3 separate regions of the Mus musculus genome follow, and all the other regions are linked to region 2. Evidence: chromatin loops called from intact Hi-C (ENCODE). Cell type or tissue: left cerebral cortex. All regions are shown on one strand. Region 1 holds the start of 1700086L19Rik (RIKEN cDNA 1700086L19 gene). Region 2 overlaps Syt16 (synaptotagmin XVI). Region 3 overlaps Syt16 (synaptotagmin XVI).

Region 1 (8,000 bases), 180 kb before region 2:
CCCTTAGCCTCAGTTCTGAGTTTGGTCAGTTCATGCCTGACTCTGTTTCTGAAAAGGCTATTTTTCATTTTTACGTTTACATTTTTATACTTGTATTTTTGTATATTTTATATTTCACTTCATGTGTGTGTTTTCATGTCAGTTTCAGAAGCATGCGCTGCCCAGGCAGGCAGTCTAAGCTGGCTCTGCGCTGGCTTTCAGGGACACTTTGGACTCCAATGTTTATCCCGTTGAAACCAAGTCACGAGCAGGGAACCAGGGAATAGAAGCCTTGATGTAGATTTCAAGGACTCTGTTGTGTCTCAAGGCATCTTTGAGGCCTTACAGAAGTTTCATGACATGAGTCCGAACATGAATGTTAATGTGCTCCTAAAAACTTCAGCAGAGTGAGCAGCTGGAGATGCAAGGCTGTCACCAGATCCTGGTTTCATCCCTAAGCCCTTGTTTGCCCTGAGCTTGATCTAGGCATCATATCCCAGACACACATACTCTTTATAACCCAGAGTGTGCAAGCATGGAAGGCAGCTACAGTGATGAGGGCCACTGCAGATTCACTGTAGCTGTGAACCCACCAACATCATTAGGATTAAGTATTTACTATCTTCATAGCATTTACTTTTTTTAAAAAAAATTAAGGACTAAATACTATGATAATTTTAAAACAGGCATGTTCACCAAAATCTGCACTGTATATATTCTACATATTCGACTTTCATGATGAAAGTCAAGACTAAATTTTGAGAAGCCCTTTGACTTTTTGATTGTGACAGTTGTCTCAATGGACTAGCAAGTGACATTCTCAAGCATTTAAGGACATAGGGGATTTAAACTTCTATGTATATTACATAAGAAATGGGATATATATATATGTATAAATTATAAAACTAATACATATATACAGGAACCAATCATCATGGCTGAGAATGAGCCATGCACAAAACACTTACACACACCCCTGGAAGACCGCGGTAAGTCTCATCTGTCTCCACAAATTTGTTCCTCACAATAAAACAGGGTAATTATTGGAAGAAGAGAGGAGGGTGGCTGGTACTAAGAGCTAATGAAGAGTATTTGGTGTTGTATATATCATTATCTTAGCCTCTAATATTAAATGGACGATTTCAAGGTCTCATGACATTCATAAAGCCATATGAAATCAGAGCAAGTGTTTGAATAGGAATCTGAATGGATCCTCTCCAACTGGAAGGTACATCTTTTGGAATTTGTCATTATCATTCGATGGGCTAGTCGCCTCTGGCAGGGTACTGCCCAGAGATGCCTCAGTACACTAAGTTCCAAGGTGCTAGGGAGCTGGACATTTGTTTATGCACCAAATTCAGTCTTACAATTGGGAAGAAAGTAGTTAGTTCTCCATGGTCTCTACCACAAGTCTCCGTGTAAATTAGCATTCCATGAGTCCCCACAACCTCCTATGGCAACTTGAAGGATTCTCTCTTGGTTTCTTTCACCCCAGACCCACACTGCCAGTGTGCTCAGAAAGCTTCCACTTGCCATCTTCCGGGAGCCAGGCTCCCTCACTTGACCCACCCAATTCACAGGGGTCTAAGAGAGGAAAGTCTGCCAGCCTACAAATGTCCTTTTTACAGAAAACCTTTATTGACTTCTCCCCAGCAACCGCCCATACAAACAGCCCCTTCTATTGATCCTGTAAGTTGCCGGGCTGCTACATTAGCGTTTATTTCTCTGGATACATATTTAAACAGTAATTTCTCTTCGGAGGGTGATTACCTGGTAATGCTGACTCAGACCGAAGAGTGTATGTCTAGGACAGCCTCGGAAGATGTGGTGAGAACTCCCCTTGGCACATGGAGCATGTCTCACAGCCTCGGGCTCATGAATGGGGACCTGGGATCTTGAAACAAGGAGACATACTGGCATAAGACACCTCTAAAGAATCAGGGATGCAGGGACATGAATAAGTTATCAGGGCAGGAGAAGGCGGGTGGGGTGGGGATGGGGGGCGGCACTGAGACGTTTGAGGTGGGGCCGATCTGGGACATGGTTTAGAAAGAAAGATAAACCTTCAAACTCAGGATCACTTAAGTTTAAGTAGGAGCGACGTCAACTCCCCCTAAGAGATCTGAAAAGTGCACAATAGTTCATCTTGTCAGTGATTTACTCGAGCGGTTATTTTGGGGAAATGTGATTAAAAAAAAAATCACAGCCAGCTCTTGTATAATTTTAGGCTGCATCACCCTCCAAAATAACAAAGCAATTAACTCAAAACACCATAACTTGTTCTTTCTCTGACATACTGACTCTTTCTGGCAAGGTCTGAAGTAGCTGCTCCACGTTTGAAGATAGTTCTCAGCAAAGGGTTCCGTTTAACCACACCTAGTCTGCATGGCTGTGTGCTCACGGATCTCATCATCTTCTATATTTAGAGAGACGGGCTTTCCAAGGGAAGACGGGCATCCAATAAGGACGATCCCATCTAGAGAGGTGAGTTACTATGGTTACTGCTCAGGAGGCTGAGGACCAGTGAACCACTGCTCCTGGCCAGCTGGACCCTTTCCAGATGAGGACCTAAAACAGAAGCCCGTGTTGACTGAATTTCGTGGAGCCTACTTCGTGTCGTTTTATCCATAACCACGGGCTGCCTTTGGGAGCTGCCTCCAGCTCTCCAGCCTCGGGCAGCCAGGCAAAGCAAAATCAAGGAAGGTGGAAAACTTCTAAGCACTAACAGACAGTAGCGAACAGAGGGGGAGTCTCAATATCCAATCCTGGCATTTAAAAAATCAAATCAAGTTATTCGGGACCAGTGGCTAGTCACTTTTCAGTGGCTGGGGGCAGGGTGGGATCCGAGGCCAAGTCCCTAACCTCCAGCCGTAGGGAACGCGTCTTCTCTGGGCCTCGGGTCAGATGCCTGGCTGGAGGGGTCCTGGCAAACCTTGAGAGGGGTCCACTTACCCGAAGACTGCGTGTGCAAATGTTTCACAGCTCCTGTTTTTTCGCGAAGGTGTCACTCTTCGGACGGGTTCTGACAGCGACAGCGACAGCGGCGGCGGCAGCGACTGCAGCTCGGCGGGGCGGCCGGCTCCTGCAGGTCGGTCCCTCCTTCTCTGAAGCGCCTCTCGCTCCGGCTCAGAACGCGAGGCGGGCGCGCGGCTTTTCTAGGCGCGCATTGGACCAAAGGGAGCAGATGTTATCCGGTTGCTAGGAGCGTTGCTAGGAGGCGATGACGCCCCTCCACCGCCCGAAGCAACTTTCCTGAAGGTCTCGGGCGCCAGAGGGGGCTACTGAGAGCCAGACTGGGAGCTCTACCGGGAAGGAAGGCTGAGAACGAGGGGTCCAGCCACGGGTCACACTGACTTGGTCCAGGAGAGCTGGCGACACGGGAGCGGGAGCGTCGCGGGCCTGAGCGTTAAGAGGAGTCTCGCGTCCCAGAAAACGGTCACTCACTGGAGGCTGGATTGGTGTCCCCATGGAAGTTGAATGGGGACAGAGGTGGAACTGCATTTAAAGGTGTGAGGGATCCTTTGGCTCCGGGACTGTGTCCCACTGTGTTCCTGTTACTACAAGCAGGTTTGAGCAATTGACAGACTTGAAAGAGGGAAATATTAATCCATGAAACTCAATCCTGAGTCTAATTCCTTTGGGCACCCTATATGGCTACCTCCTAAAAACGGGAGGATGGCACCGGGTAGACGAGGGGGAGTGTTTCCATGGGGTGTTCCCATGGTCTAGTGTTCTGCCTCTATACCATTAGACTTCATCTAAATGAGAGAAGAATAAACCCTTCAATTAATATGAAATGTTCTATAAAAAATAATCACACAAATGACATGAAGTTGGAAGAAAGATGTAGGGGTTTCCAGGGATAGTGGTCCCGGGAGTGGGAAATGAATATGGTCGAAACACATTGCATACCTGTATTAAGTTCTCAAAAGGCAAATAAAATCTATCTTTTTAAATGCACCTCAAAAGGGTACTTTCCACAAAGGATACTGGGGAAACTACATATGTTTCAGTCATTGTTGCTTTAATGTAGTTTCCACAAAGGTTTGCAGCTTCTCCAATTTCTTGATAGAGCTTATTTTGATTCAGTTTTTGTTTGTATTCTTGACCATTGCTTCTCATCCTCACCGTGGCTGTTGTGAAATGGTTTTATTTTATTGAGGGGAAAGAAAAAAAAGAAGACTGCAAGAACCTCAAAGTGGGAACATCTGAGAAGCCAATGAGCAAATTCAAGAAAGGAAACCAAAATACCTAGTAAAGAAATTCTGCTTAGCATGCTCCCTTGATGATAAATTTCTCCTAAGAAAGGAGTACAGAATTTCCCTGGCTCCCTAGAGAGTTGGGCCAGGGCCAGGGCCAGGATGGAAATCAGCACCCCTGGGACTCACTTAGAAAGAAATACTGTGTTTAGATCCAAGCCAGGCTGCTGCTGCATAGCACTGGGTTAAGTACTAAGGGGTGGGGGTGGGGGCAGCCATCTTCAAGGCTAGCGGGGTACAGTATGATCCCACAGTTCAGAGGTCTCCAGTACCTACTTCATGCCTTTGTCAAACTTTAATCTCTGGAAGCGTATTTGCCCTGAGGTTTGAGACGATCATGAGGTAATCTGGAGATGTATAAGGAAGTAATAAATAGCCAAGGTAGGCTAAGGAGGTAATAATCACAAAGTTACTGTTATGCGTCTAAGGGGGAACTTTGAGAACAGTTGTGATCCTCCAGACAACCAGCAGTATGTCACATTGCTACTTCACTATGGGCAGCAAGAGACTAAAATGGGGCTGCCATCTCTTTCCTTCTCTAGCCCTTCCCTGGGACTCGCTATACCTTTGACCTTCAGTTCCAGTCGCACTGGACTCTCCTCTACCATGTTTGGAGAAGGTGCCAAGGTCTCCTGAGTTATGTGAATGATATTTCTTGTTTAACGTGCCTGCCTCCCTCTCACCTGGCTTCCTCCCATTCAGCCTGCAAGATGCTGTTTAAATACATTCTCATTGCAGCTTTCGCAATTACAGCCCAACTCACACTCCCCAATCCACCCTAGAGTACTGCTGCCATACTCTAAATGAGTTCCCTCAGGATAATAGGGAGTGCCCGGCACGTAGCATACAGCTCCAGGTACATGCCAGAGAGCACAGAGCCTGTGGTCAGTGGGGATACCTCCAGATCTCTGGTTTCCTCAGCTGGTAGCTGTCAGGGCTCTACCCAGTCTATGAGGGAAGCCAGGAGCTGCCTTCATTTTTCAGCTAGGGGGTGGGAAAACTTAGTGAAGCACTGTTCTTAGGCACCAACTTTGTTTCCTCTTTGAAGACCACTGTCTGGTCTCCATTAGCCACCCAGGAAGTATTCAACCCAGAGTCACTCTGATATTTTACTAACACCCTTAAGCCAGTCATCTGAACTGAGTGTGAGTCCTCTGAGTTGAACTGTCCTCTCTTACTTAAAAATGGACAATAGCAAGGGAGGTGAAGGGCTTACCAGGAAAACATAAGACCTGAGTTCAATCTCCAGAAACCATCTTTAAAAGTTGAGCATGATGGCATATACTCCCAAGGCAATTATATATATATATATATATATATATATATATATATATATATATAGGCAGTATACCCCAATATATATATATATATTGGGGTATACTGCCCATCCCTAGTAATGGGTTATGCCTCAGGAATAGCACATCTGCTTAGCATGGATGAGCCTGTAGATTCAATCCCTAGAACTGAAGACAGACGAAAACCCCCACCCATAATCACATGGCATGTCACTATGGAACCAAGGCAGAGAAACCATCTGGGGGAGCAGCTTGACTCAGCCAATATGGGTACAGTGCAATGTATCTGAACAGATGAGGGAACCTGGCCTTCTGTGATGTAACTTCCTGGTGATTGTCACATCTCCCTTTCGTGGAGGGCTCCCATAAGAAAAACAATAAACATTAATAGACACGGGTCAGGGTGATATCAGGATGACAGCATAAGCCTTACGGCAAAACTTGACAGCATAAGCCTTACGGCAAAACTAAAAATAGAATAAAGGCACAGCTCTTAATCCCTGTGGGCCCATTGATATCTGCAAAGATTTGTGTTGTTTGGTGACAGTAACTTGCTGCGTATCCCAGGCCAGCTTTGAACTCTAGACCTCCTGCCTCTCAGCTTTCTGAACGCTGAGATAACAGGCCTGTGTCACTATGTCCAGACTGTAGCAGGTGGAACGGCACAGATGTTTTTCCTTGTGCCAGCCTCCCGTTGAGCTGTAATCGCAAGTCGTCCCGGAGAAACATCCCCAGAAACTCTGAGGCTCAGAGGAAGCTTTAAGGTTTATATGATGCAGTTCCTTGGTAAAATGTTACTGGAGGTGGTTCATGTTTGCAAAGTAACCCTACACAAAGCACTACTGGTAACTAAGGACTGACAAGCATGGGAGAAATATAGTCTTCCTTAGAGAAAAAGATAACACCAACTGGTTATCCAAACCAAAAACACATATGCAAGTAACACTATAGAGACTGAACAGGTTGTATTTGTGTATTTAGGAATATATATATATATATATATATATATATATATATATATATATTCATATACAGAAATGCATATAACAATAATTATTTTAAAAATAGGCCATGAATTTGAAAGAGAACATGGAGGAGTATATAGGAGGGCCTGGGAGGAAGGAGAGCAAAGTGGGAATGATGTAATTGCTATGTCAAGAAACAAGTCAAAGATGTAAACAGGGGTTTTATGTTATAAATAAGCCATGTTATAGGCTTTTTAAAAAACTACCATATGGGCTAGAAAACACAAGGGGAAAAGATCCATGGCCATGGAATGGGGTACCACTCCAGCTCTTAAGGATGGGAATGTGTCAGTTGAAGAATGAGGAAGCAGCAGAACTCCTAGGCAGAGTTCTGGAGGTTCCAGATGATACGGTCTAAGCATAGATTACCGAAGACCCGTTTCTCCTCTTTTCTTCTTTCTTTACAACTTAAGATGTGTGTTTTGATACCTTAATGCAGCACTTGGGGCTCACTGTGGCCCACACATAGAAGCATCCAGCCTCGCCCAGGCTTCCAGCTCAGAATCCAGCCCTTAACCCTGGACTTAGAGCCATCATTTCACCAGTGTCCCCACAGCCCTGGAGTGCTTGAAATACAATATAACAAGCAGATCACTTTGGCCAGCCTATAATGTCCTAGTGTAGCCATGGGTGAGAGGGAACTTGGGGGCGGGGGAGGGGGGGAGAAGCGAGCTCAGCACTACCATAGTGACAACACTGGAAAGAAACTCATTTCAGAGGATGAACAGAATAGATGCTCTCAGGGTGTGAGATGCTGTCTAAGAGAATTCTTACAATCTCCTGTTCATTTTCCCAGGCACATAAACCACAATCCCCAACTATTTTAAAAATAAAAAGTTATCACATTTATATTTAGTGTGTGCGCGCATGGATGAACATGCATGTTCATGGATGAACCAGGGCACATGTGTGGAGTCCCAAGAACAACTTGCTAGAGCTGTCTTGTTCATTTCTAATGTAGGTCTAGGAGATGAAACTAGGGGCTCTAGCCTGGTTCCCCACTGCCTTAAAGACAGTGTTCTATAACTTGTCTTGGCCAGTGGAGATTGGGCAGAAGTATGGCCACAGATCAGCTCACTTTGTTCTCATGCCTTTCTTTCTCCCCTGTGCATAAGGTAGAGTACTCCCTGAGAGCTTAAGAGAACCCTGAGGATAACAAGGTCTCAAGTAGAGAGACAGTCAGCAGGAGCTTCATGGTCAAAGAAAATGGGTGTAGACTGTGGAGTGAGAAACCTTTCTCTCTCGTGCAGATCTGCCCAGATTTAGGGCAGCAAGTGGCAGAAATGCCACAACTAACATCAAAATGGTTTGTTAAAAACAATGAGAATAGAACCCTGGAGTACAATAGTATCATACGCTCTTTGAGTTGGAGAATTTGGACTTTGCCTTCATGCTAGACTGTAACAGCCTGGCTCCCTCTCCTCTGAGCTCACTGCATCTGT
Region 2 (8,000 bases):
TAGGACATGCAGGGGTCTGGCAGGAGGGCTGAGGGAAGGAGGACCTGGCTTCTAGTCCTCTCTTCACTTTTGTCCCTTTTGAGGATGTTACAACCCAGACTCTGCCCTGCCCCCTCCCCAGTTCAGACGTGGGAATCCTAACCCCCAGTACTTCAGATCGTAGCCATATTTAGACATGCCATCTGCTGAGATATAATATAAACTGAGTTCTTAAGAATGGAGCCACATCCAACACAACTGCTGTCGTTATAACAAGAAGAAACCCAGCCACGAGCATGCACATGGTGGGAAGAGAGGCCCTGTAAAGACAAAGGCAGAGGACCACCTATGACACTAAGGAGGAAGGAGAGCCGCTCTTGATCTCAGACTCCTCCCTGCAGAACAGCTGCTTTTTACACCTCCCAGTCAATGGGATTTGTTACAGCAGCCTAGACGACCTACACAGCTGCACACTTTGAACTACAGATGTATATCAGAGAAGTACTTGCTGTCTCGTTGACTAAATATGTATATCTCCCAATCCTAAAACAGACTGGCAATTGGTGCTTGAAAGAGATCATGCAACTCACAGGGCTCAGAGAAGAAAATGATGCAAAAACCTTTCCAGGTTTCTACAACAAAGTTTTGAGCATCGTTGAGACCTCTGTTCAAAACCTTATTCTATTCCTTATGAATTAACACAAAATTGCCTTTAGAATCTCTCTGTCCCTTGCTCCCTCTGCCCCATATGTTCATCCTTCTGAATGCTACACAAAATCCATCCCCTGCCAAGTATGGTTTTTACTGTCACTCCTAAACTCGAGCTAACTTTTCAAGATAAAACCCATTGAGTGTCTATATATGGAGCCTGATTTTAACTGAAAGCAGCCCCCAACTCATTCTGCTCCTATGGGAATCTGCTAGTTTAACAAAGTCAGTGGGCTCAACTCACTGTCCCTGGACAGAGGGATTACATATCCATGTCTCAGCCCAGGGGCCTCTAATCTAATCCCTCCCCAGGAAGGCACTGCTAGTCAAATGCTACCCCCAATTCCTCTCTTAATGTGATTGCTTCCCATTCAGCTCTAAAAAGGGAGTATCCAGCCCCTCCAAGCAACCATGGTTTAAGCCTTTAATACCTGGCAAGCTGGGCAGGTGTGTAATTGTTAAAGGTCTGTTGCTTTGAGAACGCCTTCAATAGTCATCATACCCTGCTTCCCTCCCATCATTTATTGTGTGTATCACAGAGTCTGGAGAGCATACCATTCAGAAAACAGTAGCGTATGGCCTAAGAACCAAAGAGCATGAAAAGAGAAGCTACAACAACCCTTACTCTGTTGGAGCATTGCCTTACTACTTCTGTTTTCCTTTGCTAAGCAATAGAACATGAACTAAACAAGAGTCAGCTCAGATGTGCGCTGTCTCTTCCCTCCACCCTTCCTTTCTGGAGTTGGATTGGGTATAGAGTAACCGAAGAGGCAAAAGTTGAAAACTAAAACAGGCCTTCTTCATTGGAAGGGACATTCCTTGGAGGGTATTTGGGTGCCATGCTGGTGCCCTGCTATCTACGTGAATATTCCCTCAGCATGTGTTAGATGGATACAAAGGACTTCTTCTATGCCTGACCATGAACACGTAGCTCTCTGATGTTTCCCCAGAGGAAGGGTCTATTCTTCTCTTTTCCAGTTGGAACTTAAGAGACCCAAAAGCTACATTGTACATGGGAAATCTGGTGCCTAAAGCAAACTAAATCTGAAGGCATTTTTGTGGATTTCTGTTCTTTAAGCAGCAATCATTTGTTCTTCCTACGAAAGGCAAGAGGGGATGTCCTGTCCAACTAAAGCATTTATGACAATTACTCATTGGAGACTATGTCAGCAGAGTCTATAGTGATCTTAACTAAGAACAACAAAGACTTGGCCTAGGTCTAAGTTGACAGTTGATAGACAGGATCTCAAGACTGGGCCATTCCCTTGCTGTCGAGGGTCTTTCCTTCAGAACTGGCAAGGGAAGGAAGTGAGTCTTCTCCTAAGGCAAAGGATCATCTTGGCTTTTCTAAAACTCACTCATAGCTAAGTAACTGCCAATCATGGCTGTCATCAACATTAGGATTATTCTAGCAATTATGAGCAGTGACTGCTTTTTGAAGCTATGATGAAATACTAGTTCAAAAAAATGCACTTTAAGGAAAATGTAAATACTTAAGCTCTTGCAAATGAAGTCACAGAGATGGCCCTCCCCAGTGAGAAGCCCTTGATCCCATCTATGGAGTGACAAACATTCTCTCATGGTCTTTTTGTTACCTTTGTTCTGTGTAAGACAGCCCATGTGTATGTTGGACAGTGAATATGGTATGTTTTTCTAAATTCACCAAAGAGAAGAATTTGTTTAGGTTTAACCAAACAAAGATGGTGGAATGGACCTAGTGGCCTGAGCTGCAGATGTGCCTCTTTTAGTAAGGAAGAAAACAGATTGAACTGTTTCAAGGAAGGGAACACAGCAGGCCCAGCACCTGAGGGCAATAAGAAAATAAGCCAGGATGCCGGATGTGGAGCCTCTGACCTACTCACCCTGGAGCTCAGGCAACTGAGAGCAGCTTTCTGAGGTAGAGCTGGGAACTGATAGGGATCAAAGGAAGAGGCAAGTAGGGCAGAGAGCAAAGAGGAAGGCCTCGGGCCAGCAGGTGTGGAAAAGAAAGAGGAAAGTGAACAGGGTGTGGCAGCAACACTCCTGGCTTCCAAAATGGGAATTCAGTGGCCAACCCCCAAGGCTAGCTAAGCAAGACCCTAAAGCAAGGGGCCAATCCCCCTGCCATCACCTGAGAGAGGTTCCTAAGCTCAGTCTGCTGCATTCAGCTGACAGAACAGCGCCCTGCCCCTGTCAGTCAGACCAATTTAGACTGATCCTAGAGCCGCCTTTTTCATTTCTACTAAACCATGGTTACCAATATGCTTTTCTTTGCTGGGAAATCACAGTAGAAAATGATGACTCCTTGTGCATTGCTATGGAAACCTTAAAACTGCCTCTAGAAATCACAGAGGTGGGGGGGGGGGGAGCACATAGCCCGTCCCTGACTTTCAATCACAATCCTCTCCAAGGGAGAAACCTGAAAATTGGATGGATTCATTCCGAGTTCCTCTTTCCAATCAAACAGATGGGATTTAGATACGCTCTTAAAGAAAATTTTGCTTTGTATAATAATATGTAAACTTCTCACAAATCTCAGAGGCTTTTTCTAAAGATTCTGATAATTAAAGTATTCCTGTACAGCTTAAATTTCTATAGAGCAATAAGGTTAGATAAAGGGTTCTCTCTGGTTTGCAAGGTCTGGCCAAAAATGCCTAACTATTTGAACCCTTTTGCTCGATATCCTAAACCATGGATGATAAATTAAAATGTACAGAAAAAAAAAAAAAAAACCTGTATCACTGAATTTTTGCTGTGTCCTTTTTTAGTGGCTTTTGGGAGTCATTCTAACGAACTTAAACCTGAGAAGACGCACCTATTAAAGCCCCAGAAGATCTGGCGTTCATGGTCATCCTTGGCTACAAAGTAAGTTCAAGGCCAGCCTGAGCCACATAAGATTTTGTCTCCAAAAGCTAAAAATAATGAAAAGGAAAAAAAAAAACTGAAAAAGCATCTGCTATATGCTTACCACAGTACAAAGCAAGACTAACTACAATGATTATAAGAAACGTCTTTCTAAGTCTGTTGATATAGTAGGATCTGCAGGAGACACATCCAGATGAAGGTCAAAGTTTGCAGGCAAGCACCATCCCAGTGAAACTCAGAGTTGTAGGAAAGAAGTGTGGGCCGACCCTGTGCATGCTCAGTGCCATCCCTGGCAACTCTTCTAGGCAGGGACCACCCCCCCCCCTCTCTGCAAAAGGTCTGGACATAGAAATAGAGCATCCTCAGCCATGAGCACAAAAGCTTGGCCAGCCAGAGAGCCGAGGCTAGGCTGGTACCAGTAAAGAAGTACGGCAGGCAGCAAAATCAATCCGACTCTTGACTTTTCGAGAGTGAAACCAGCAAACCACATTCCAGGGCGGGCCCCATACCCAGCAGTAGATACCCAACACAAAACAAACTCAGTAATATTTTGGAGTATTTTCTTACCCTACAGGTCTTTTGTTGATATAGTTTCTGTTTTGTTTCATTATATGATTTCTATGTATGCAAATGTGTGTGTGTGTGTGTGTGTGTGTGTATGTGTGCGTGTGTGTGTGCATCTATATGTGTTTCTTCTGCTTTTTCTTTGGTTCTCTTCTTTTCTGTTCATTTGTTTATTTTGTCCTGTTCATGATAAAAATTTGTTTTTATTTCATCTTATTTTATTCTTTTTTTTAGGCATCTATTTGTTTTCTAATGAGAGAGAGCAAGAGAGGGAGAGAGAGAGGATTTGGATGGGTGGGAGGTATGAAGGATCTGGGAGGGGAAGTTGTAATCAGAATATAGTGTATGAAATAAATCTATGTTCAATTTACAAATGACATAGGATTGAAGAAGAAAGAATAGATAATAATAGAAGAATTTTAAAAATGAAAACCATAATTTGATTTTTTTTTAATGTAAACTCTAAAGAGTAAAAGAAAAGTAACTAAGAATCAAAGCGAGGGCAGATTCCAGGTTGTTTGGGCATCTGATGAAAGTGGGAGGAGCTGGTGGAAGCTGTGATTCTCAGGGCCTTGTGTCCTTTTACTGAAGGGTCTAAAGGAGCATACTGACTTTTGGGCTGGAGTGGCAGGGTCACATGATTGGCAAGGGGATCCAGGGCTCTAGAGAAAGCATGTATTCTGGTAAAAATCCTGGAGGGTTGGAGAAGTGGAAAGCTGAAAGAGTCTGGGGCTGTCTCTGGTAAGAGCCTGGGAGGACGAAGATGCTGGTATCCCAAGAGTCCCAGGTCTGCCAACCCTCAAAACTGACTTTATGCAAAGAGGAGTGGCTTCTTATGCCCAGTAAAATCAAGATGGAAAAATGTATGGTCAAAGAGGTACTATGGAAGGTGATGAGTATGTTTAATTGCACGCCTTGGGTAATGTTGCTGTGTCTGTGGCTATCAAAATGTCATACTGTATATTTTTCATGTGGGCAATAAAAGTAAATTTAAATAGAAAATGAGTAACAAGCATACAAAACTACTCTGGCAATGGGCTGAGGAAATGATGGAAATGATAAGTTAGGGCACTTGTTTTACATGCTGCATGAGTGCCTGAGAGCAGATCCCAGAACCCATCTAAAAGCTGAGGGTGGTCATACGTATGCCTGTAACCCCAGCGCTGAGGAAACAGAGGGCACAGAAGGATGGCTGGGGCTTGCTGGCTGCTGTCCTGGTTCCAGGTTAAGTGAAAGACACTGTCTCAAGAGAGCAAGGCAGAGGTGACAGTGATATTCAATATATGCCCTCCTTTGGCCACAGCACATGGGCCTGCATATTTGTACCCAACTGTGCACATGTGTTTATACACATTCACACACACACATGCTCACACACACAAACATACACACATACACACACACACAAACACACACACACAAACATACACACATACACACATACACACACACACACACACACACACCTTTCAGTAAATAGCACTAAATTCACCACAGTAAAATATAATAGGTTACCAGACCACAACACTTAAAACTCTGGGGAATTTTTTAAAGCCCATTCTTTCATCACAAGGTACTACAATTTTGCTCAACATATATCATGAGCTTAAAATAATTAAAATTTAAATCTGAGAACCCCAGAGCTAAAAATCATCATTATCATCATCATTGTCATCATCATCTTACCAACTTACAGAGAATAAAACTAAGGGTTTAACCTAGTCCCACAAGCCAGTTGGGGGCAGGACCAGGAGAAGGGAACTGGCCCTGTCCCAGACCTGCCCTTGTCCATACTGTGCCATAGAACCAATCACCAGAGGGAAAGCTCCAAGCTGTGAAACGTGTGATCATCTCCCTAGCACTCGGTATAATGCAGAGAAACGCCATCATACACTGTGGCTTTCCCAATGTCGCATTGATCATTGTTCTTCCTGACGTTTCCTTTGCATAATGTCTCAATGTAGGAGCCCGCATTAGGAGGTACACACACATAAAGCGTTCTGCCCTTCCTCTTATATAGTCTTTGCTCAGGCTTATGCCCTGACTTAAAAGAAACATGGGGAATGTAAGTGACTGGTGTTGAAATAAGAACCGATTGATTTGCTGAGTACTTAACGTGAGTGTAGAGCCCCTTGGAGAACAGACACTAGGAGTCATCTAAATGTTAACGTGAGGGAGAGTTGAGTTAAATCATAGTATTTCAATCTGTATGAAAGGGAGGATAATGAATATTAAAACTACTTTGAGATTACATCTCACTCCAGTCAGAGCAGTCATACTCTGGTTGACAAGGGTTATGGGAAAAGGGAACACTTGTCACAGCTGGTGGGAGCGCAGACTGGTGCAATCATATGGAAACTGGTATGAAAGTCCCTCTAAAAGTTGGAGATAGATCTACCTGATGATCTGGCTATTCTGCTCTCAGGCATATACCCAAGTGATCCTTTCTCTTATTATAGACACACCCGCTCATCCATGGTCACTGATGCTCTTTTCACAAAAGCCAGAAAGAAAGAAAGAAAGAAAGAAAGAAAGAAAGAAAGAGAGAGAGAGAGAGAGAAAGAGAAAGAGAAAGAGAAAGAGAAAGAGAAAGAGAAAGAGAAAGAGAAAGAGAAAGAGAAAGAGAAAGAGAAAGAGAAAGAGAAAGAGAAAGAGAAAGAGAAAGAGAAAGAGAAAGAGAAAGAGAGAAAGAGAGAGAGAGAGAGAGAGAAAGAGAGAAAAGAAAAGAAAAGACAAGACAAGACAAGAAAAGAAAAGAAAAGAAAAGAAAAGAAAAGAAAAGAAAGGAAAAAAAGGGCAAATTATGAAATTCTCAGATAAAGGCATAAAGCTAAAAACAATTACTCTGAGTGAGGTAATCCTCTCATTTGAAGATGCTAGCTTTGTATCTTTAGATATATGTGTTCATTTGGAATTACCATAAGAGGTCTGAAACTAGTAAGCAGCTATGGAGGGTGGCTTTTAAAGAACAGAAATAGAACATGTCGGTACGGATTGGGGGGTGGAAGGTTAAGGATAATGAAACAGAAAACGTTAACTGGGGTGGGGGAAGGGCGGGGTACAGGGAAGAATAATTAACTCTCAAGTGTTTCTGGAAAAAGAAACTTCTTTAAATGTACATGTATGCATATATAAAAGGAGTTTAAACACACTTACTCTATTAATGGGCAGAACCCTAATATCAGGAGATACATGTTTCTACTAGATACTACAGGTTCGCAAAGAAAAATCTCAGAATGAGGAATGAGTTACTTCTTTGAGAGTTGTTGGCCAAAGACTCCCAAATATATAAGTGCTTGCCACTGCTCTTGGCCGCTCTCCAGAATGTGTGACGATACCACATCCTTGGGTCATAGAATACAGGGAAATAAGGCTGATACTGACCTAGAGGCTTCCTCCCTGGAAGGAGCTATGAATACTATCAGAGAAGAAAACACAGTATTAAACTGGCTCCTAATGACTTATCTCTAGACCCACAGACAAGTGCATCTTTTAACCCTCATCAAAGGCGTGTCTTTTGCAGTAGATGGCAAATAAAGACCCAGAACTGGTCAACAGGGAGTAAGAGACAGCCCCTCCTCTCTAGGCTCAGAGATTATTGAAGAAGAGAGGACAGAAAAATTATAAGAGCTAGACACTATGGATGACTGAAATGAAACAGTTTTCCAGACACAACAGAACAGATACACACATGAACTGATAGTGATTGTGATAGCATGCATAGGACCTGAACAGGCTGCAGCCTGATAAAATACCGGTGTAGATGGCAGAAGACAGCATGAAGTACCACCTTAGCTGATGAGAGAGTTACCCTTCTACAAGAATGTGGTCCCTAATACGTTGACCAAATTCCAGTGGATAGCCACAACTCACAGGTATATGGGCAACAAAAACTGGACTTAATG
Region 3 (8,000 bases), 48 kb after region 2:
ATTTCTTCTGACAACTCCCCCAGGGGTGTGGTGGGGCAGAGTATAACCTGCAGATAGGGTGGTCAGGGAAAAGAAGAAAGGAACAAGATGGATCCTGTTGTTGAATTCTGACAATGTTGAAGCAAATACAGAAAAAAAAAATCGGTTGTTATCCTCATTACTAGAGATATAGTGGAAATGTCACAGAGGCAGAAACGGCAACCCCAAGAGAGGTGGTTCTGGACTTTCAAGAAAAATAGGCTGGAGGAGGAGATGAGACTTCGGAAGGCAAATCTGCCTGAAGCTATTGCCAGTCCCCAAGCCCAGTGTGCCTATGGGTTCAAGGGCACATCTGCCTTTACCTCCCAAATGCTTTCACCAGCCTCCTTCATCTAGTAGATGCTGGATTGTCCCCAGAGGTGTCTTGACTTGGGGAACAAATTTGTCAGGCGCTCTCGTGCTGTTCACTAGCTCCCTCAATGCCACAATCGAGGACTGGGAATTGATTTGCTATTTGTTTTCCATCTACAGATGGCTTCATAAAAAGCCGTTCTCCTTATTCTGAAAAAGTCCAAGTGGTAGCTAGATCTCCACTCAAGATGCAAATTAGATTATGCAGGTGGCATAAGACAGAAGCAGGCTTCAAGAACCATGGATGAGGGGTGGAACTCATGTAACCATCATACACTGAATGGTGAAAGCCCAACTGCCGTGCCTGGACTCCTGAAGATGGGCTCCTGCACAGTCTGGTTGTTTCGCTCCAACCCGTAGGCAGTGAAAGAAAATTCCAAACATAGTGTTTTTGTGCTCATCTGTACTTCACTTTGTATCCATGTCCTAAAGAGGGGGTGAGTAAACTTTTTCTCTAAGGGGTCAGCTTTGCAAGCCATATGGTGTCTGTTGGAACTGCTCAGTTCTGCCAGTGAGCTCTGAAAGTAACCGCAGACAATACGTAAACGAATGAACATGGCTGTGTTCCAATAAAACTTTATTTATAGACACTGAAACTCAATTTCCACATAATGTTTGTGTGTCATGAAATAATCTTCTTTCAATTCTTTTTCAACCACTTAAAAGTATGAAAATTATTCTTAGCTCTCAAGTCAGACGTGAAGCAGGCAATGGACTGGGGTTGACACAGTTCACAGTTTGTTAACCTCTGCCCTAGGTTCACAAATTGGAAATATAAATCTCAGTTCCTGCAAACAACACTATCCCAAGTGATACAGGAGAGGAAGTGGTGAGAGTCTACCTCTTGTTTATATGATATGGGATGAGGAGCTGAAGCTAGTTTACATATTTCCTTATGAATAATATGAATATGTAAGGTGACTATCTCAACACTACAAAGCAAGTGGTCACATAACACATATCGCAGGTTCAGTCACCACTGACACATACTGTAGTGTCCCAACAGCTCATGTGAAGCTGAGAACTTCCTCTCAGCTAATGATGGAGAAGCCATCCCAATGGCAAGAAGGAAGACGTTGTTCAGGTGTTTGTGGTGAGGTTGGTGGACCCAAAGCTACTGCTTGGACAGGTCTATCAGACTGTCCAAGCACATACATTATATATGAAACACAAAATTAATGATATAAAAATTAACTGCTGTATTACTATGAATGATGACTTAGCTGAGCTTCTTAGAGCATGACACTAGAGAGTCCCACAAGGCACAAGAATGGCTGGAGATTCTGAGATGTGCAAGAACAGAGGACAAAGGAATAATCTAAAGACAAGATATCTCAGGGCAGATAGGACAAGCAGGAGCTACATTGTCCCCATCTGCACTGAAAAAAGCAGAAAAAAAGCCTCAGATTAACCTATTCTTTCTAGAAGAAATGAAATTTTCCAAATTCACTAAAATGTAGAAAAGGGGACTTACCTTAAAGTGGTATGATTAAATATTTTCTACATTCAGTGCAAATGAATGCCCAGAAATTCAAATGAAGTCAGTAGTAGCAATTTAACAATGTAACAATGTAACACAGTGGCTGAGTAGAGGCAGTGGTAGCAGCCATAGGATTCAGTGAGAAATGCACAGGGTAATAATCATGGTAGTCACAGTAAACCAAAGCTAGAGTTCCTTGAGTACTTTCTACTTGTATGACTTTGTTTCAAACATTTTACATAAAAGTGTACATTTAACTGACAGACAGGTAGATCAATGGAATAGAATTGAAGACCCAGAAATGAACCCACATACCTAGTCACTTGATCTTTGACAAGGGAGCTAAAACCATCCAGTAGAAAAAAGACAGCATTTTCAACAAACGGTGCTGGCACAACTGGTGGTTATCATGTAGAAGAATGTGAATTGTTCCATTCTTATCTCCTTGTACAAAGCTCAAGTCTAAGTGGATCAAAGACCTCCACATAAGACCAGAGACACTGAAATTAAGAGAGGAGAAAGTAGGGAAAAGCCTTGAAAAATTCCTAAACAGAACAGCAATGGCTTGCACTGTAAGATCAAGAATTGACAAATGGGACCTCATAAAATTGCAAAGCTTCTGTAAGGCAAAAGACACTGTCAATAAGACAAAAAGGCCACCAACAGATTGGGAAAGGATTTTTACCAATCTTAAATCTGATAAGGGACTAATATCCAATATATACAAAGAGCTCAAGAAGCTGGATTCCAGAAATTCAAATAACCCCATTAAGAATGGGGTTCAGAGCTAAACAAAGAATTCTTACCTGAGGAGTGCTGAATGGCTGAGAAGCACCTGAAAAAATGTTCAACATCCTTAATCATCAGGGAAATGCAAATCAAAACAACCCTGAGATTCCACCTCACAACAGTCAGATGTGGCTAAGATCAAAAATTCAGGTGACAGCAGATGCTGTCCAGGATGTGGAGAAAGAGGAACACTCCTCCACTGCTGATGGGATTGCAAGCTTGTACAACCACTCTGGAAGTCAGTCTGGAGGTCCCTCAGAAAATTGGACATAATACTACCGGAAGATCCAGCAATACCTCTCCTGGGCATATACCCAGAAGAAGTTCCAACTGGTAATAAGAACACATGCTCCACTATGTTCATAGCAGCTTCATTTATAATAGCCAGAAGCTGGAAAGAACCCAGATGTCCCTCAACAGAAGAATGGATACAGAAAATGTGGTACGTTTACACAATGGAGTACTACTCAGCTATTAAAAGCAATGGATTTATGAAATTCTTGGACAAATGGATGTATCTGGAGGATATCATCCTTAGTGAGGTAACCCAATCACAAAAGAAGTCATTAGATATGCACTCACTGAGAAGTGGATATTAGCCCAGAAACATAGAACACCCAAGATACAATTTGCAAAACACAAGAAAATCAAGAAGAGGGAAGACCAATGGGTAGATATTTCATTCCTCCTTAGAATAGGGACCCTGGTACAGATGTCTCATATGAGGCTATGCCAGTGCCTGGCAAATACAGAAGTGGATGCTCACAGTCATCTATAAGATGGAACACAGGGCCCCCAATAGAGAAACTAGAGAAAGTACCCAAGGAGCTAAAAGGGTCTGCAACCCTATAGGTGGAACAACAATATAAACTAACCAGTACCCCCAGAGCTCGTATCTCTAGCTGCATATGTAGCAGAAGATGGCCTAGTTCCCACTGGGAAGAGAGGCCCCTTGGTCTTGCAAACTTTATATGCCCCAGTACAGGGAAATGCCAGGGCCAAGAAGCAGGAGTGGGTGGGTAAGGGAGCAAGGTGGAGGGAGGGTATAGGGAACTTTTGGGATAGCATTTCAAATGTATATAAAGAAAATATCTAATAATAAATAAATAAATAAGTGTCCATTTAATCTTTATAAACAACCCTACAGTAGAGGACCATGGGCCTGTTTTAGGCATGAGAATATTTAGGTACCACACAAAACCTGCCTGCACAAGAAACAATTCAATCAAGACTATAGAGTATACAAATGGGCACGTTTATAAACTCAAAAAAGTAAGAAATTGTTCCCACACAAAGTGACGAAGGTGAGGGATCACCAGGTTACCAGCAATGCTTCTGTTTATTATGAATCTGGAAAGCAGAGGGTCTCCCCCAGCAGGGGAGGAGCCTTAAGATTAGCTAAGACAACAGAGGTGACAAGCATGCAAGGTCCTAGGGGACATACCAGGTTTCCATCAACCCACGTTCCCGTGTCAGTTCCCCTAGTTTGTCCCAGGGCTTCCCAGTGGATTTACACACTTTTCTTACAACTTTCAGAATGAGGTTTCTAGAGCCAGTGTTCTGTCTGCCATTCTGGGCTACACGACACAGGCGATGCTGAAGAGGGAGGCAGCTGATAGGATAGGGATGTCATTGGTGACCTGGCCTGTTGCCATGGGCCTTCTCCCAGCTAGTCAGAAGGATAAGGAGGTGTGACTAATGAGTCTGAGGCCACCTTGTGCTACATTGTAAACTTTAGACTAGTCTGGACTAAAGGGCAAGACTGTGGAAAGAGGAGGGGAAGGGAGGGGAGGGGAGGGGGAGGGAGAGGGAGAGGGAGAGGGAGAGGGAGAGGGAGAGGGTAGGTAGGTAGGTTATTAGGTCCAATTGGGGCAATGATATTAAAGAGTACTGAACCCAAAGCTACTTCTAGCCAAGCCTCTGCCCTACCCACCCCCTCCCAACAAGCCACAGTCTGCCTCCTCATCGATTTGATACCATGTTATTTTAGTGGAGTATTTTATGTAAATGCCCTTTGAAAATGACTTTAAGTTTTAAAAACATAGTGGTTTCCTCCTTAGCCACAGAGATGATTTTTTAGCCTCAATCAGGAAATCAACTAAAGTGATTGATTCTTCAGTGTACCCAGAACCTGGGCTTCCTCTCTGACAAGAGGGGCTCTGGGCCTGAGACCATCATGCCCCCTAGTGGCAGGCTTGCTGTTTCCTGAGCCTCCCTCCGTCTGAAAGGAGGGTACCCAGCCGTCAGTTAAACTGATTCCATCTCACAGCCGATGAATTTCAATAAATATACCATCTGTTCACCTTCTGTGTGGGAGTTCAATCATCTTGTTGGCAGCAGTATTACCCTACAGCAATTACCTATGTCTTTATCGCCTCTCATTCAGCTGCACCAGCCTGCTCTGCACAACCAACGGCTTCTATAGATAGGACAGTCTCTGAGGCTGGAACGCAGGAAAACCTCTACACTTCATGACGAGCTGGTCAGGGCAGGAGGTGTGTGGGTAGGAGGGAGAGAACCTGCAACCTCTGGAAAACGATAGACTCGCCTATGAGGCGGGTGGCAGAGCTGAGCAGACATGGAGTCTGGCTGGCAAGTTTGTATCTGTCAAAATAACAACACTGGGAAAGGTGAAAGGCTGCACCTGAGAGTGGAGCCGTGGGTGGATGCAGACGGCATGGCTCTGTGCTCAGCTCTACCACTGACCAGCAGTGTGACTCTGCATGAACATGCAGCCTCTCTGGGCCTTGGTTCCTCCTTATGGAAAAATAAGATGTTGGAATGGGTGAATCCTGGACTCTCTTTTATCTCTGAACTTACAAGACACGAGTGGGTGGAGAATGGGCACCTGCGGCACAGGCCACACCCAGATGTAACACAAGCATGTGGAGCCTCACTGAACTGCTAATTAAGATGACAGCTAAAAGTAGAAAATGTCCCAATCGTGAAGCGGTTTGCGTGCTTTTGAAATTGGGTTCACATTAATGACCATTCCTTGCACAGTATAGAAAGGGTAGAAACGAAGACTCAGGGAAGCTGTTGTCCTAAACATTATGCCTATGAAATGAAGAGATTGAAGCTTCGAGTCCATGTTGTCGGGAAGTATGAATACCAAAAACCTTCTCAAAAAAAAAAAAAGGCAGAGTTTCAGGACCAGCTAGATCCAAAGGAATGATGGGAAAAGCTTCAGAGGAAAGTGTGTGTGTGTGTGTGTGTGTGTGTGTGTGTGTGTGTGTGTGATATACCCAGAGAGAACTGGGTTAGTCCCAGCAGCTTGCTGTCCACTATGCATCCCCACCACCTGACCTCAGCCCTAAAACTGGCATGCCCTCCCCAAGTCATGTTCAAGTTCTTCCTGTATACAGACCACCAACAAAGTTCCCATGATCCTCTGCAGCTTAGGAGCAAGAGTCTGGGTTCTGGTTAAAGGGGCTGTACACAAAAAGTTCTGCATGCCACCTGAGAGTAATCAGTGATCTGTTTTCTACTCTTTCCCAGAAATAAGCCGAGAACACTCGGCTACTGAGAGAAACTTTGTGGGAAGTGACCTCACCTACACTGAACTACGGAAAACTGAGAAGGAAAAAATTAGCTTCTATTCTATCGAGATTTGGGGTCATTATTCGAGCACTGGCAACCAGTAGGCCCGATAGGCTCAGCAAGGGTACCGGCCCTGCACCCAATCCTTTCTCTTCTGAGTCCAGCACCTCAACTGCCTTCTCTAGCTGATGTCTTTCCAAAACTTAAATATACACAGTAACAAATAAATTCCCCTGCCCCTCTTCAGCTTCTGGCCTGCAGCATATTTCAGTCCCCTACTGGGCCGTGTGAAGGCTAATCCTGAGTCTTTTGGACAGAACTATTCTAAAAGACAAAAAGTCCTTTTCCATGGAAAAGGCCGAGCTGGACAGGGAAGCTGGACATCTAGAGCTTCAGGGAAGCCACCATGGGAGGAGGGTCTGTGCTAGAGAGCAAGCTTAGCATGAGCCAAGAGATGGTGGGCAATGAGAAGACAGACAGAGGAGGAATAGAGCCACAGAGGAAGCACAAGCAGGGAGAGCAAGGGTGGCCGGGACAGCAGGTGAACAGGTGGGAAGGTGAAGGCCGGGGGTGGGGGGTGAGGAATGGAGGCAGGAGTAGGAATAGGAGGTAAAGGGGATGGAGGAGCAAAGATGGGAGAGGGAAAAGAGGGGTGAGGTGAAGGGAGAAGGAGGTCAGAATGAATCACAGGCAGCAGGAAAAGAGAGATGGACGGAGGAAGAGACTGGAGGGAGGTGAAGTCAGGACAGAATGGAGGAAGACTGATGGGAAGTTGAGGGAGGGCAGCAATACAGAAAGAAAGGCCAGGGGAAGAAGGGAAGGAGGACAGGAAGGAGGGGCCAGCAAGTGACAGCCACATCTCCATCCTCAGGCCCAGCCACCCTGAGTCAGCCCTGCACCTAGACATCTCTGTTAGATAAGATGACAGACCTTTGCATTTATCCATTTTAACTGGGGTCTTGCCACAGGCTACAGGCTTAAACCATCCTGTGTGAGCCAATGGGCAGCTGCTGCTCATCATCCTGAGTTTCCCTCGTGTCCTATTCTCCATAGCAGCAGCAAGAAAGAGATGGCTGGCTTGGATTTCTTCGGACTTTCTACAAAAGAGGAGAAGAAGCCTCAAAAATATATGGTAGAAACCTGCAAGGGCCAAAACACAAACACAGACCCCTAACATGGTGGCAAAAACTGGCGACCGAGAGAACCGGACAGCTTCTGGGACAGGCGGAAGCACAGAGCCGCTGAGGCAGCACCCTTGGCGGGCCGCAGACAGCCGGCCACCATCCGGACCAGAGGACAGGTGTCCGCCTGGCTTGGGAGGCGGCCTCAGCCTCAGCAGCAGCGGTCGCCATCTTGGTTCCGGGACTCCCTGGAACTTAGGAATTTAGTCTGCACAGATGAGAGTCTGCACCACAGAAGCTGACAGCTTCTGGGAACTGCCAAAGCAACACAGCTTCTGAGAAAGGCCCTGTTTTGGGCCTTCTTCTTCGGCACACCTTCCCTGTAAGAGAGCTTGCCAGCAGAGAGTGCTCTGAGCACTGAAACTCAGAGGAGAGAATCTGTCTCCCAGGTCTGGTGATAGACGGTAACAGAAACACCAGAAGAACAACCTCTAAACAGAGTCAACTATAACTACTAACTCCAGAGATTACCAGATAGCGAAAGGTAAACGTAGGAATCTTACTAACAGGAACCAAGACCACTCACCATCATCAGAACCCAGCACTCCCACTTCGTCCAGTCCAGGACACCCCAACACACCCGAAAACCTAGACCTAGATTTAAAAGCATATCTCATGAT

What was found. A loop is a pair of places that touch in the nucleus more often than their neighbours do. Peaks named below come from ENCODE experiments on the same cell type or tissue, not always from the same donor. Only the 100,000 strongest peaks of a DNase experiment are listed, where the experiment ranks them.
Region 1: it touches region 2 in a loop (2.9-fold over the local background); 3 of 42 quality-filtered maps call a loop at or near these places.
Region 3: it touches region 2 in a loop (2.6-fold over the local background); 4 of 42 quality-filtered maps call a loop at or near these places.

Annotation. Positions count from the first base shown.
Region 1 is chr12:74,279,388-74,287,387 of GRCm38, reverse strand. It overlaps 1700086L19Rik (RIKEN cDNA 1700086L19 gene), which reads right to left and starts at 3,112. Exons shown (of 4, transcript NR_030735.1): 1 at 2,932-3,112; 2 at 1,750-1,873. In left cerebral cortex, a CTCF peak has its summit at 3,239; DNase peaks (open chromatin) are centred at 1,816, 2,473, 3,174, 3,651 and 1 more place; H3K4me3 peaks cover 3,648 bases; H3K27ac peaks cover 2,776 bases.
Region 2 is chr12:74,100,929-74,108,928 of GRCm38, reverse strand. The region is part of intron 1 of Syt16 (synaptotagmin XVI); the gene reads right to left. Among named protein-coding and RNA genes, the nearest start is that of Gm40889, 36 kb to the left of the region's middle. In left cerebral cortex, no CTCF peak of the experiment used is centred here; DNase peaks (open chromatin) are centred at 168, 717, 2,875 and 3,892; H3K27ac peaks cover 2,814 bases.
Region 3 is chr12:74,052,704-74,060,703 of GRCm38, reverse strand. The region is part of intron 1 of Syt16 (synaptotagmin XVI); the gene reads right to left. Among named protein-coding and RNA genes, the nearest start is that of Syt16, 59 kb to the right of the region's middle. In left cerebral cortex, a CTCF peak has its summit at 4,851 (motif pointing left); DNase peaks (open chromatin) are centred at 700 and 4,955; H3K27ac peaks cover 919 bases.